2 separate regions of the Homo sapiens genome follow, and region 2 is linked to region 1. A link is an interaction called in ENCODE POLR2A ChIA-PET data of the cell type or tissue named here. Cell type or tissue: CD4-positive, alpha-beta T cell. All regions are shown on one strand. Each heading gives the region's core, and the rest is flanking DNA. Links, peaks and the distances in the headings are about the cores only.

What was found. ChIA-PET counts read pairs that join two places held together with the same protein. Peaks named below come from ENCODE experiments on the same cell type or tissue, not always from the same donor. Only the 100,000 strongest peaks of a DNase experiment are listed, where the experiment ranks them.
Region 2: POLR2A ChIA-PET joins it to region 1 with 5 read pairs; 1 of 35 experiments calls an interaction of 5 or more read pairs at or near these places.

Annotation. Positions count from the first base shown.
Region 1 is chr14:60,153,595-60,161,257 of GRCh38, reverse strand. It overlaps DHRS7 (dehydrogenase/reductase 7), which reads left to right. Exons shown (of 7, transcript NM_016029.4): 2 at 5,106-5,258; 3 at 7,193-7,299. It also overlaps the pseudogene SCOCP1. Among named protein-coding and RNA genes, the nearest start is that of DHRS7, 8.0 kb to the left of the region's middle. In CD4-positive, alpha-beta T cell, for the core only: no CTCF peak of the experiment used is centred there; no DNase peak of the experiment used is centred there; H3K27ac peaks cover 580 bases.
Region 2 is chr14:62,074,482-62,082,144 of GRCh38, reverse strand. It overlaps SYT16 (synaptotagmin 16), which reads right to left. Exons shown (of 8, transcript NM_001367656.1): 5 at 6,754-7,010; 6 at 871-1,311. Among named protein-coding and RNA genes, the nearest start is that of LINC00644, 62 kb to the left of the region's middle. RefSeq lists an enhancer at 954-1,073. In CD4-positive, alpha-beta T cell, for the core only: no CTCF peak of the experiment used is centred there; a DNase peak (open chromatin) is centred at 4,064.

The DNA of each region.
Region 1 (7,663 bases), core at 379-4,378:
GCTCTAATAACCATAAGCTATATTAGTGGATCCCTTTTCCTATTATAACATTTTAGTATTACTTCTGATATTGATTCCCTTAACAAATGGAGTCTACAAACTGAATTTTAAAAAATTGTTAAAAGTGACTAAAACTCTGTAAACAGAGGAGTTGAGTTTACAAAAAATTCTGGGAGAACAAGCAGGATAAAACTGAGCAAGATTATCAATAAGTGTACATCTGAAACTCCCATTTTTCACAGTTCTGATACTAATACATTCTTAAGGAATTTTGCAAAAGTTAATCTGCTGAGTAGAAATATACCTTGAGACCAAACTCTTTGTAACTGTTCTCTTCCAGATGTGGTACATAAGATTAGTCAAAGTTGGCCAGATGCGGTAGCTCACGCCTGTAATCCCAGCACTTTGGGAGGCTGAGGTGGGCAAATCGCTAGAGCTCACAAGTTCGAGACCAGCCTAGGCAACATGGCAAAACCTCATATCTACAAAAAAATACACACAAAAAAATTAGCCGGGCATGATGGTACACGCCTGTAGTCCCAGCTACTTGGGAGGCTGAGGTGGGAGGTTGGCTTGAGCCTGAGCCGTGGAGGTTGCAGGGAGCCAAGATCATGCCACTGCACTCCAGCTTGGGTGACAGAGCCAGGCCTTGTCCCCTCCCCCCGTCCCCCCGCCAAAAAACAGGTTAGTCGAGCTTAATCTACTCTCATATATTTCCCAAAAGATCTACTCTGTGCCAGAGATAACAAAAATCTGGAGTGAAAATATTTGGAGTTGGTTACTAGTATTTTCCCAAGTACTTTTCCATCCTATTTCTATTTTCCCTTAAGCTTTTCTATTTTAAACACACACGACCATAATTTATATCTTTTCAGATACAAAGTAGGTAATTTTGTAAAAAAAAAAAAAAAAAAGAAGTTTTTTTTTTGTTTTTTGTTTTTTGAGATAGAGTCTCACTTTGTTGCCCAGGCTGGAGTGCAGGCTCACTGCAAACCCCACCTCCTAGAGGTTCAAGCAATTCTCCCTGCCTCAGCCTCCCAAGTAGCTGGGATTACAGGCACCCACCACCACGCCCAGCTAATTTTTGTATTTTTAGTAGAGATGGGGTTTCGCCATGTTGGCCAGGCTGGGCTTGAACTCCTGATCTCAGGTGATCCTCCTGCCTCGGCCTCCCAAAGTGCTGGGATTACAGGCGTGAGCCACTGTACCTGGCCAAAAAGAAGTTTTTGACAACAAAAAATTATCTTCCCAGATTGACAATTCAGTTTCAATGAAAAATCTTCATTTTTATAGTCTCTTTTTGTTTTCAATTGATTAAAGAGAAACCAGCAATTCTATCTTAGTATTAAATATCACAAATGAGAAGCTCTAGCTGAGAAAATGTCTTCATTTGGTTAAGTTTTGACAATTAAAGTTCAGGTTACTCTCAGAGATGATTAAGTATTAAAATTGCTTTTACAAATATGAAACCAGTTTTTCCCTGGGGGAGGGGAGATAGGAAGGAAGAAGCCAGTGGAGAAGGGGCCCAAGAAGATGGATAGGGTACATGAATCTGTGCAGTCAGTACCTGATTGGGGTCACTTTTTCACAGCATGATGGTTATTTTCTTGTATATCTTACTAAGCCTATAATAAAAGACAGGGCTAAACCCACAAATCAGAGCAAATTTGATAAAACATTCATCTTAAGTTTCATAAATATGTGCTATTCTAAATTAAGTTTCCAATACATTTGCACATTCTCATAGACTAACATAATACACAAACTTATGGAAGTTTCCTGTTATGCTATGAATGTTGCCTACATCTGACATTAGCTTCATAAATATTCAATGAAACCACAAACAAAGGTACTATCACTTTTGAAATCTGTCCAACATATAAAGAAAGGTCAGCAGCAATTCCATAAAACAGAAGGGCTTCAATTCTGTATTTTCTTTTGCTTTTTGTGTCAGTTGTTTGAAAAACACTAGAAGCTGACATGAAATTTTCTGTGTATTGTCTAAGAAACTTGGTTTTCTGATTTTAGCTTGAGATTTTCTTCCGTAACCGCATCTCCTCTGACAGGGAGATCTTGAAGTGTATGTTGGGGTTCCAACACTTGATTAATAAGCTGTGTTTTTCCCTCCAATTCCAAATGATTTTCAGCATCAACTGCATCCATGTCAATATTTGTCGTCTTGGGTAACAAACTTTTGGGCCTTGGATACAAAATCCTTGATGAATGTTTGAGGTGCTGGGAGAGGAAGGGATGGGGAGGATGCCTCAGGCTGGACACTTGGACCCACCGACACCAGAAGTTTGATTTCTTCTTTGTCAAACCACAAGGCAGGATTACTGCCCACTGCTACTGGTTGATAGCATTTAAAAGCTTATCATATCAGTATAAAAAAGATCCCTGGAATGATTAGACTTTCCCAAAAAAGGAGCTGAAGCCTTCAGAGATAATTAGCTTCCTCATCCTGTGAGGGAATTAGAGATGGGTCAAGGGCTTGAGAAGAGAATTCTCAAACTGGAGTGGGGGTTGAACTATCACTTTCCTTTCAACTCTTAAGAATCTACTTTCAGGGGCTCTTAAAGGGAGGCCATTATGTATACCAGATTCTGTGGAATCGGGAAACAAACGGTGCTAAATAAAAAAGTTTCTTCAGGGTGGGAGGAAGAGGCCAGAATTGTGATTGTATTAAAAGTTTACACCATCAGCTTTAAATATTTGCTTATGTGTGTAAATATCAAGAGGTCTTTGTTAGCTCGACACTAGTTAGTAAATCCTGTGTTTCTAAAACAAATGATATTCACTCTAGAGTGTGATGATTGCAGAACTTGGGAACAACAAGTAGTCAATGAATGAATAAATGATTATCTGAATAGATGTTATGTTGTTCTTGATAAAGTCCTATAGGAAGGTGGCCCAATTGTGCCTTTTCACAAAAGTACGTTATATGACAGGAAAGCATTGTAGCCCAGACATAGTATTTGGGATGTTTCCATCCTTAGTTGAGATTTTTTTTTTTTTTTTTTTTTTTCCGACAGAGTCTCACTCTGTCACCCATGCTGGAGTGCAGTGGAGCAATCTTGGCTCACTGCAACCTCTGCCTCCCAGGTTCAAGCAATTCTTGCACCTCAGCCTCCTGAGTAGTTGGGGTTACAACGATGCGCCACCACACCTGGCTAATTTTTGTATTTTTCATAGAGAACAGGTTCCATCATGTTGGCCAGGCTGGTCTCGAACTCCTGGCCTCAAGTGATCTGCCCGCCTTGGCCTCCCAAAGTGCTGGGATTACAGATGTGAGCCACCGTACCTGGCCTTAGTTGAGATATTTACATGGAACCTTTTTCTTAAGGACAAGTGGTATTTTCTTGAATGTCTAAGAAACAGTTGGGTTTTAAAATATTGATCATATGTAAATGTGTATATCATGAAATAGTGGACAGTGTGGGCTTTGGAGCTAGATATACCTGGGCTTATATCCCGGCTCTGCCAGGGTTCTTGGGTGTTTATTCAGTAGTTATTTATGGAGCCTTTTCAATATTCCAGTCTTTGCTAAGCACTGAGGCCACAGCAATGAACAAGGTAGACAGGGTCCTACCCTTAATGGAATCTATGGTCTAGTGGGACAAATTAATCTCTGTAAACCTCAGTTACCTTTTCTGTAAAACTGAGATAATAATACCTTTCCATACAGTTCTGGTGAGGCTTTTAGTAGACAATGTGCTAAGTACATAGGAAGTAATGTAAAAACGTTAAGCCATTAGAATTGGTAACTCTGTTTTCCTGGCTGGAGAAGTTAGGAGACATACGTTATTAAGTGACTGTTCTATGTTTTGCTGTAGTAAAGTCCATCTGTTAAAAAACTTGAGCAATAATTATAATTGACGTTTATTAAACACTGAGTATGTACTAGATACTGCCCTGAGTGCTTTCCATGTTTTAACTCATTTCTCAACAATCCTGTGAAGGATGTGTTCTTATTCATCACATTTCCAGTTGTGGAAAATTAAGGCACCAAGTTCTCACCTGGGAGCATTTCAGTGCTGTGTGTGATGGAGCTGGCATTTGAACCCTGGCAGTCTCCAGGGATGGTACTGTTAACATCACAGTTAGGATTTAGAGCTGTTTAAAACAGTACAATCATTTCCTGATTTTAACTTTTCTGATCTAAAATCGGAAATGTGATGTTAAGTGATACGATATTTGATATTTTTGATAAATAACATATATTTTAGTAAATAAGTCACCCAGGAACTTTGCATAACAGTGACTTTACGGGTTCAGAGAGACAGTGAATATCATCTCCTGAAGTGCTAATAAGTTTTTCATTGGAGAAAAGAATAAACCATTTGTCATTGCTTTAGTACTGTAACATTTGTAGTCTTTTAAGAGGAACATAATTGGAGAAGCAGAGTACAATATTTCATCTCTCTGTAATATGCATTTGTTCTTGGGTGAATTACTATATTCTCCTAAGATGAAAGCTCAGGCATCTGGGGAACATTTTTACAAAATGACCTTGAGCTGATAGGCATCAGGCATTATTGGCAAATGGGGAAAATACTACTTTAAAAATCTAGGATGTTTCCATCAACAGCACAGAACTTGGTATATTTAGATTCTTCATCAACCTCCATTGCAAAATATTAGAATAATAGAATTAAAAACTGGATGTGACCTTCAGCCATCATCTAATCTGAATGCCTCATTTAATGGCTAAGGAAAAGTGAGTCCAGACAGTGATTTTTGTATTTACTTAGCCTGTTTATCTTATCTATCATATTTATCTTACCTGTTTGTGTTAAATAGAGCCTTAGAGTGAAACCATGAGGTTATAAGGCTTACCTTGAAGTAAAGTCTGGAAAAGTCATGAAGGTTCTGTAATATACAAATACTGTGTTGATAACTGTTACTAGTATGATTTGTATTAATGCTTTTTTTTTTTTTTAGTTAAGAAGGAGATGCTTTCTTAGAATATTTCAAATTTTAACTCTATACATCATGCCTTCATATTTAGTGGTATTGTTTAAGGCTTTCTTTTTTTTTTCTAATCTTGGATTTATGAGCGTAATTCATTGCTTATTTTCTTCCTTCCATTTACATTCCTTCCATAGAATGGGAGCTGACTGATATGGTGGTGTGGGTGACTGGAGCCTCGAGTGGAATTGGTGAGGAGCTGGCTTACCAGTTGTCTAAACTAGGAGTTTCTCTTGTGCTGTCAGCCAGAAGAGTGCATGAGCTGGAAAGGGTGAAAAGAAGATGCCTAGGTAAGCGGATCTGAAATAGCAGCGGTGCTTCCTAGAAATAAATCAGTCCAAACTCAAATACAGTTTTGGGACTTTTAGAGAGGAGTGAGATTTCCCCCCGGCTCCAAATGTTCTACATGCTTCATCTCAGTTCCTCTCCTTTTTGCCTTAATTGGCTGCCCTCGCCTTTTTCTTCTTTTCTGCCACCTTTCTATGCTTTTTTTGCACTGACTCTTGGCATTAGGGAGTGACCAACAATTATATAAAATGCTGGTGGATTTTTAGTGACCAAGTATCTTAGATTTTTGTCTTAGAGAAAAAACAGTTGGGTTCTTATCCATGACATACATGTATCTGATCATAGAAATTAGGAAGAATCCTTACTCATTTTATTAAAGTATCAGATATTAAAATCATATGGGATAAGACTTATTATATAGGATAAAAGAACAGGAATGGAATTAGCTTTAAAAAATACAACTTGAGGTAATACTTTCATATTCACATAAAGGGCAACAGTGTTAATATTTTTGTTTGAATTTTGGTGTAGTTATGTTTACTTTTTTCTTTTTGAGATGAAGTCTCACTTTGTTGCCCAGGCTGGAGTACAATGGTGTGATCTTGGCTCATTGCAACTTCCGCCTCACAGGTTCAAGCGATTCTTGTACCTCAGCCTCCTGAGTAGCTGGGGCCACAGACGTGCACCACCACACCCAGCTAATTTTTGTATTTTTAATGGAGACGGGGTTTCACCATGTTGGCCATGCTGGTCTCGACCTCCTGACCTCAGGTGATCTGCCTGCCTCGGCCTCCCAAAATGCTGGGATTACAGGTGTGAGCCACCGCACCCAGCCATTATGTTCACATTGAAAGCAACTTCAAGTATAAAGTTATTATTTTTCATGGAACATTTATTAATAGTACCTAAACTGAGATAATTTTGAATTTTCCAACAGACCATTTTTTGGGCCATCTCTCTACCTGTCATTCTTTTAAATCTTTAACTTTGCTGATCGAGCTAACCACCCAGAAATGAGAGTTAGTTGCCACAGTAGTGCTCAGCAGGGCAACAGGCCTCTTTCATGATACTGCTTTCAAAGGCCTCTTGTGTTTTTGCACTGGGCCACTTCTTTTGATAGTTGTTCCTCTACTGCTGTGACTTGCAAGTCCTGTACTGGTGGAGTAGATGAACCAGGTCAGCATTTCTTACCTGGCACAAGGCTGTTTCCTTTTATCTTGCAGATCTGTAGTGCCCACTTTTTCATTTAATACAGTTGATGTTTCACGCTTAACTCTTTTGCCCATGAAGTCTTTTTACCTCTTCTATTTTCTATACTTGCTTGTTTTTCTTACTGATGTTACTTGTATTTCAAGGTTAGAGTCCAGGAAAATTAGTTTCAGTTGTTCTTTTGATGAACAGAAAGCCAATCACAAAGCAGCAGCATGTTTCTTGGTTGGGAATTTCAGGCATGTGTCCTTTTCCCTGTTTACCTCCAGGAATCCTTAGCCTCTGGAGAGAAGCTTCTATATGTCATTTGACTGTAGGACTCTGAGCTTCTTACTGATTTTAAGCACAAGTAGTTGTTTTGTGTGTAGAAGAGCAACTCATCTTTGTGAGCCTATCACAAAACAAAGGTACCTCTGTACTTCTAAAGAAATTGCTCTAAAATATTTGCTCTTTTCTAGTTTGTAGTATAATCTTGATTTCTATCAGAAATCAAATTGTAAAGTTAGACTGCATATTCAAGTTGCCATTCTACTTCCTGTGAGGCCAGCCAGCTTTTTGTCTGATATAACCACTAGTCCTCTTCCTGACCACCGAGAGGAACTTTCACAGGGCCACCCAGAAATGAGTTTGTTGCCAAGTCCTGTTGCAGGGTGGGTGTTAGTGGGAGTAGCAAGGAGCTTGACTGAACTATGGCATGACTTCCACACAAATTTTTGTCTTTATTTAGAGAATGGCAATTTAAAAGAAAAAGATATACTTGTTTTGCCCCTTGACCTGACCGACACTGGTTCCCATGAAGCGGCTACCAAAGCTGTTCTCCAGGAGTTTGGTAGAGTAAGTAGCATCTTATATTGATATAGTCTTGCTTTGAAGTAACTGCAGAAGAGATTCCCATCCGTGGTGCTGTCATACAAAGGGCTTTAGGCAAGTGGGGTCCATGCAGTGAGATCGGGCCCATGAGTTGGGCCCCTTAATCTCTGAGCCTTTGTCATTATGGAATTAGTACTTTTCATGTCTTAACAAGTACAAATTCCTCCATGTAGAACAAAAGAAGCTAAAAATTCACGGCTGCTTTTATTTATTTATTTATGTATTTTGAGACAAAGTCTTGCTCTGTCGCCCAGGCTGGAGTGCAGTGGTGTGATATCGGTTCACTGCAATCTCCGCCTCCCAGGTTTAAGGGATTCTCCTGCCTCAG
Region 2 (7,663 bases), core at 1,646-5,645, 1.9 Mb before region 1:
CCTCACAGCACCAGCCTCGCTCTCTCGATGCTTTGAGTTCCGGCGTTTTATCACCACCTCAAAGAAACTTTCTCTGATCCTCTAAACAAGCGGCAGCCTATCACTCTGTCTCCTTGCCTACTTGGCCACCACTAGACTGCAAGCTCTCCAAGGGCAGAGGCATCGCCTGCTTAGTTCTTTCCTGCATCCACTTTGCCTATACCATAATTGACAGTAAACATCTCTGAATGAATGACTGATTGAATCCAGAGCCTACAGAGCTCCCTGATCTGTTAACGTGGTTTTGTAAAAGGAGATGGGCATACTACATGACATATAACCCACAGCAGTAGTGAGCTGCCCATCCTGTAGGCATGTAAATTATGACACCTTTCCTTGAAACCCTGTGGCAAGCAGGGAAATGGGGTATGAGGGAAGACGGTAGTAACACAAATGAAAGGTTTCAGAAGCAGCTGAAGTTCTGGGCTGCTCTCTCAGTCTGCCCCAGCATACCCGTTAAGAACCTTGCCCAGAAAGTCCCATCTCTGAGATTCATCATGATGCAGATTGGGGGCAGGAGGAGTAGGATCAGTTATCCACAATCCAGAGGGCCAAGCCACCTTCCCTGTTTTTCTCCATGCCCTCTACCACACTGCTGCTATTTTGTCCTAAAATGGACAGGGCATTTATCCATCAGGTTATCAGGAAGACAGGCATGAAAGACCCATTGTACCATGAAGTGCAAATCATGGCTTACAAGGGTGAGGAGAGCCAAATGGAAAATTAAATTAAAGTCTCTGAATTCACAGACTGAACGTACTAAATCAAGGGCTGACAATCCCAGGTCTTCGAACACACCACATCATTAGCAGCACCATTTAACATACTCACGCTTATATTACTTCTTGGCTCCAGAACCAGAGTCACTTTCATTTCCCCTTCTGGGTGCAGGTGGCTGAGATAGAATAGTTTCTCTCCCATCATTCTCTCTCGGGTCATCTTCCGGGCAGCGTACAGGCGGAAGCGGACAGCACAGGCAGCCACATCTCTGGGCTCCAGCTTGGCAAAGGTGACCTTCTCCCTGAAGACGGGGTTGGGCCCTCTCTGTATGTTCGTCCTGCCCCTGTGTTTCTTACCAGGCAGCAGCACTACATGAACTTGCCAGGAGTTGACACCACTTCGGTCCTTATCTGGGAGGCCCTGTGCCCTCACAATGGTCACTGTGAGCTTCTGGCTGGCGGCTCTATATTCAAAGATGACATCTAGGTCACCACACTTTGAGATGGGCTCTGAGACCCCGGATGGCACCTGCAAATTGGTCCTGTCCTGTTCCTGTTGCAGGCAGAGGAAACAATTAGAAATGGAAATGATGATACCCAATTACATTTTGGCCAGTTGGTGCCCCTTTGTGCTCCTTCAGAATCCCTGCTTTCTAACTGCCAGTGTATTCCCTCTATATCAGATAGGTCTGTTTACTGGTCTATCGCTGCATTAAACTGTGAATTCTTTGACGGCAAAGTGCCTAGCATATGGTGCGCCTTCGTGAATGTTTTTGGAATGGATAACTAAAGCTTTTATATTTTTGCAAAGTGTTTTCATATATACTGCCTCTCAAAAAGCACAATTGCCCAGGATCATTGAAACCAACTGAGATGCTAAATCTAAAATTAAGTCAACAGGCAATTGTCCATAGGCAACTTTTCCTTGTGTCCCTAAATACAGATGGTTGAGCCTGAGCCTGTTCTCCACAGGCAAGAGCTTTCTACAGACAAGAATTTTGATGGGAGTCCCAGGAAGGTGATGCTTCAGTATATTTTCAATCTAAGTGGGAGAAAAGGTTTAGGGCTGAGCTTCTCAAACTTTAATGTAGACCTAAATCATCTGAGGATTCTGATTCAGTAGGTCTGGAGTGGAGCTTGAGATCCTGCCATTTCTGGGACAGGCACAAGGGATGTTGACGCTGCTAGCCTCGGCTCACACTTTGAGCAGCAAGGATTTAGGAGGACACCTCCACAGCCCTTTAGTAAACAGCAACACTGAGCCTGGAGCCAGAACACCTAAATTGAAATCATAACTCTACCACTGACTAGCTTTTTTACCCTGGCCAAATAGACCAGCCTCTCGGTAGTCTAGCTTAAAAATGCACATTAATGTGCCTACTTGCTGGTGTGTTGTTGTGAGGTTTTCATTGATATGAAAATACCTGGCTTAGACCAGACTGCATAAATATCTATTCCCACCACTGGACTGGTGCTACCTATTCTCAAACACACATCCCTCTTTATGGAATGTCACCCTTGGGTAGCAATTTACATGCAGCCACTCAGATCTGATGACCTTACTGGGAAAACTGAGCTAGGCTGCATTTATTATAATGAACCACCCCACTAACAAATTATAAATAATGTCAATAATAATTCTATTTTCCTCTGAAGGCATGATCCTTACCTGTAACTAAACTTTGATCTGATTCTTATTGCAAACCAGTTCTTATTTATGCAATTGAACACCAGAACTTGCTAATTTAGAGATCTCGTTTCAAATTATAATACAATGCCTCAAAATGTGCATCCATCAATGAAACTTTCCCACATAGTCTGGGTGAAAGTTCATGGTTCTCTGGGTTCGTATTTCCTTAGGAAGCCCAGGCCTACCACTTACTAGCTCTATGACACTGGGCAAGTCATTTAATCCTTTCCATGTTCTATTTTCCTCAACTGTAAAATGGAGATGGTACCTTCTGTGTAGGGATGTTGTAAAAAGTAGAGGACTTGACAGACAGTAGACATCTAATAAATATCCTTTTCTTTTAAGATTCAAATTAGCCTGCAAGAAAATTTAGATTTCTTGTAAAATAAGTGAAGCTTCTTATATCCTTTCCTGTGAGCATGCAATCATGCGTGAGTGTTTCTATTCAGAGGTACTTAGTTTCAAGTGATAAAAGTGGTTGCTATAGAGACTTTTGAATACAACTGACTAGTGTATATATATTAGAAGCAAGTCTCCAAGGATTTAGGCCAACTCAAAAATCAAGTCAGAATCTTCTCTCAAACTCCCTTGTCTCTTCCTAAAACTCCCATCTATTTTAGCCTACTCTTGATCATCTCTGTATTGCATTTCTGACCATAAGTAATAATAGCTAACATCTACTAAACTATTTCTTATGCCAAATACCATATCAAATCCTTTACAGACTATAAAAATTGGCTCTTAAACACTTCAGATCTTCTTGGCCTTAACTCATGTTCCATCTTCCCCTAAGGCACAGCCTATATGGGCTCTAAGTAGTTTCAGCCTGGAACTACTCAATAAAGTCTTACCTTCTACCCACACAATATAATTCTCATTTCTTATCATTGGTCTCTCTGTCGACCGCCAAGGCTTAGACAGCTGCAGAACCCTGCTTGACACCAATATATGTGAAGTCTACTTTTTGCCCCGTAGTCAGTTGTCCTATCAGTTCATACAGCTTCTTGGAGTGTGATCACACAAGATCAGGCAATTAGCCATACTGAGTGGTGGCCAATTCAACTGTGTATTCTCACACTTGACCTCCCTTCTTCCCTGCCTTACTTCCCTTGTCTCGCACTTTTGTTCCCTGGGGTTGCACTCCCAAAGCAGGGAACAAAGCCTTTACGTAGGCTCTGCTTTTTTGAGGAACCCAACTAAGAAACATTATCTTTTTGAATATTTACATCAATGCAATGAGGTAGGTATTTTAATATCTTCATTTTATGGAGGACGAAACTCAAGCTTAGAAAGACTAAATAACTAACACGCTCTCTCCCCCCAAGCCCAGATCAAATTCCCAGACAAGATTATCCAGGACTCATGCCCTGGCAGTTTGAGTCCCAGGCCTGCCTTAACTCGTATCCAATACTCAAAATTTCAAACCTTATTTTGAAACATACAGTCTCCTTTCTTCTTCCCCAAACCTTTAGGCATAACTATTTCTACATATAGACATATGTGTGTGTGTGTGTGTGTGTGTGTTTATATATATATATATAGAGAGAGAGAGAGAGAGCGAGAGAGCACTAGAGAGAGAGAGAGAGAGAGCAAGCGCACAAGATGAAGGGGGAGAAGACGGAAGGTGGGGGTTGGAATCACACTCTCTGTGGTTTTCACATCCTTTGAGGCCCCTGCTCTTAATGTTAGTTAATAGCTCTTAGTTTTGTCAACTTCAATGCCAAGGTAAAAATATTTTAGTGAATGAGGAGCTCTCTCCACTTATGTATCAGGCTGTCTCTTCGGATAAATGCTCACTCCACCTGCAGGTTTCTAAGAGAGTCCTGGGTAGAGCTCCTGACTGTCCTAAGAACTCCTCTGAATAAACAGATCCTGCCAATGGCTGGGCTTTGGATAGGCCAATTCAAGCTGTGGCCCATGAAAACTGGGCTTTGTAGCCCCTCCCTGGGTTGATTTGAGAAAAAGATTTGTGAATGCTGGTATTTTCATAGCAATTAATTATTTCAACACACTTTACCTCTCACCAGGCAACTGAAGGAGCTCCTCACTTGGGTACTGTTAATACCACTAATCCATCTGACCTTCCTGCAAGGTAAAAATCTCTTCATTCTTATCCCCATTTGGCAGATTTTAATTAACTTCTCAAGGCCAACCAATTAATCAGTGGAAAGCAGAGATGAAAAGTGGGACACCTGTCTCCCTGTGTGCTCAAAATCACCAGCCACACTCCCATTGTCTTTCCTGCCAAGCCCTGGGTCTGCAGGAAAAAGCCAAAGGCCTTCGCCAGCAGAGAAGAGCAGAGCTCGAAAATCCATCAGCCTAACAGGTAGTCACACTGCACGACCAGTTTCCTGCTGAGACAAAATAAATGATTCCTTGAGCTCCAATATCCTGGGCTTTTCCTTAAGATGAGAATACTTGTGTCAAATTGTCAAAACCCAGGTAGGTTTAAAGATTTTCTGTCAAATTGAAAGCCTTTCTGTTTTAGTAAGATAGTGTTGATGTCATCTGTGTGGCCTAAAGTAAACAGGCCTACAATATGTTCCTGATGCCAGATACACAGGGGAAGACAGAGTTCTCAATACAGCTAAGAGGCAAATAAATCATTTCTTAAAAGGCAAGCTAAGCCTGCAAAGCAGGCAGTTACGGGAACTGCCTCCGAGTTGGATTTGAGGTTCTACTGTAGGAGCACCAAATTACAGTTTTTTCTCAAAATAGATAGGAGGTTGAATGGAGCACACAGAGATGTCTGGGTATTTTTGGAGTCTGAGAACATTTAGTACCCTCAATACCGAGTCTTCTATTAAAGCTCCAGCAGGCAGGTAAATGGGAGGTGACCTGGAGAAGTCACTTCCAAGCCTCATGGCACAATCACCAAGGAGACAGAGTATCAATAGGCAGGCAAATCATTTGGTCTGTTTTGTTTTTGGGAGAGAGATTCAAAATATTTTTTAAGAGTTAGTGTGTGGGATTTGATACGGCTTGGTAGTAAACTAACGGGTAAGCAGAGTTTTTTCTTTTTTTAAACAAAATGTATAAAGTTAATGGCTTTGGGTGCCTCCATATGAAGGGCTGCTTTTTAACAAGCCACAAACCACATATGTGAGCTACCATTTCTGGTCCTCAGCAGAGACATCTACACAGGGGCACAGATGTGTATGCATACCCCTCCTTAGATACTACCTACACACGCCAACATGTTAGCAGTTAAGGCTTGGAAACAGGGTTTTCTGTGATTCCTTTTTTTTTTTTTACCTTGAGCATTTAGCGTGTGTGACACTCCAAGTCCTAATAAGAGATGCATCCTGTTTATTTTCTCAAATGGATGCTAATAAAATCCATTCACCTCTCTCCTTCTTCCCCCATCCCTGCAAATTATATTAAAGGTTTATATATGTATATGACTTATTTCATCAAAATTAATTTCAAATTAGGTATTAAACACCATTCCTTAATGCCTTCCAATGTCACAGAATCATGATAGGAGGGATCTATCTAATGGAAAAATAACCGTAAGGGCCAGTAAAAGGAAACAATTTGGTAAAATCCTTATCACAGTGCCTGGCATATATTAACTGCTCAATAAATGGTAGCTACTACCATCATCACCTCCAGCCATATCTCTGGATTGATTGTTACATTTATTCTGGACTAAGCTTTACTTGAAAAAGAACTTTGGAAGAAGTATCTTTTATCAGAGATTTACTACAAAACCAATGTCAATGGCCAGAGGGGCATTACTGATTAATGCTGTCTCCTAGGCACAAAATATATTTTGTATATATTCACAGTGCAAGATCTGCATCATTACACCTTGTATAATTTCACTTGGAAGGCCATTTCATTTTAGTTCAATTTTCAAATAATTTTCATATCAAATAATCGTAACTTGAGATTTGGGCTAAATAAAAATAGACTCCACTTAATTGAAACCATGAAGTAAATAAACCAGTCCCTCTAAAGAACTGAAAATTCCATTATTTAAAATTAAGTCTATAAAAAGCCTTTATATAAAAGAAAAGCCTGGCTGTTCCTGGATCCATTCTGCCACCATTCTTATTTTTTTTTCTTTTTTTCTTTTTTTTTTTTTTTACCGTTCATCCTTTTTTTTCCATTTTGAGAGAAATTTATGACTCTTTTATTGACATGCATGGGATTTTGGTCATCTGGACAAAAATTTATTGCAGATAAAAGTAATGCTTCCTTTCTGGAATTTTTTTTTTTTTTTAGAGAGATGAGAAAGGAGAGTGGAAAGAGGGGAAGGGGAAAGGGAACCAATGAAAGAATGAAAAACAAATAACTTGCCTCTGGACTCCACATGGAGGAGCTGTCAGTGGCATAGGAATCTTCAAATCCCCGGCTATTAAAAGCTGTCTCCATCTCCAAGCTGCCCTCTGTGGATTGGCGCCTGAGGCTTTGGACCACACTGGACTCTTGGTGAGATGTGCCGTGGTGTTTGGCATCCCCTCTTTCACATGGGGACTGTGAGTGAGCAGGGATGTGGTCATCTTCACCGTAGGAGAGATTCTCAGAATAACGCCGTTGGCTGGCTCCATCCAAATCTAAATTTGCAATAAGAAAACCATTTCAAATGCATTATTTTTAACACCTTTTTACCTAGAGAAATTGAGTAATTGCAGTCACAACAATCAAGATTGCAGAAACAGAACCCATACCAATAATACCTGCAGAAACATAATTCTATCCATACAGTGAAGAAACTTGATCCATAAAATGAAAAAGAACATTATCTCATTATGTGGCGTATCAGAAGGCTTAATACTTTTTAAATATGAGTGTAGAGAATATATATTTATGTCAAAAGGATAAAATCGACACAGCATTTTGCTGGAGCTAATGACCACAAGACTTCTGCAATGGATCTAAAAGCAAAAAGAGTCATCTAATATGGAGATCGTATGGTCTCCCGACTCTACCATGCTTCCTTTCCTCTTCAGTGTTTACCACATTACCCTCTGCTCAAAAAGCTTTGGTGATCCTACCAAGTAAAAAGTTCTCTCCTTGATCCATGGTCTTGGATTGGTATGATCCGAGTTTAAATCCTGTCTCTGCCATAAGAACCCGGACAATATTCAAATTCTCTGAATCTTTGCTTCTTTATCTAAAAAATGATAAAAGCCATCAGAGGGTCACTGTGGACACATGAAATAATATTCACCTGGCAGCCAGCAAGGCCTTCCGTAAATATTAGGCT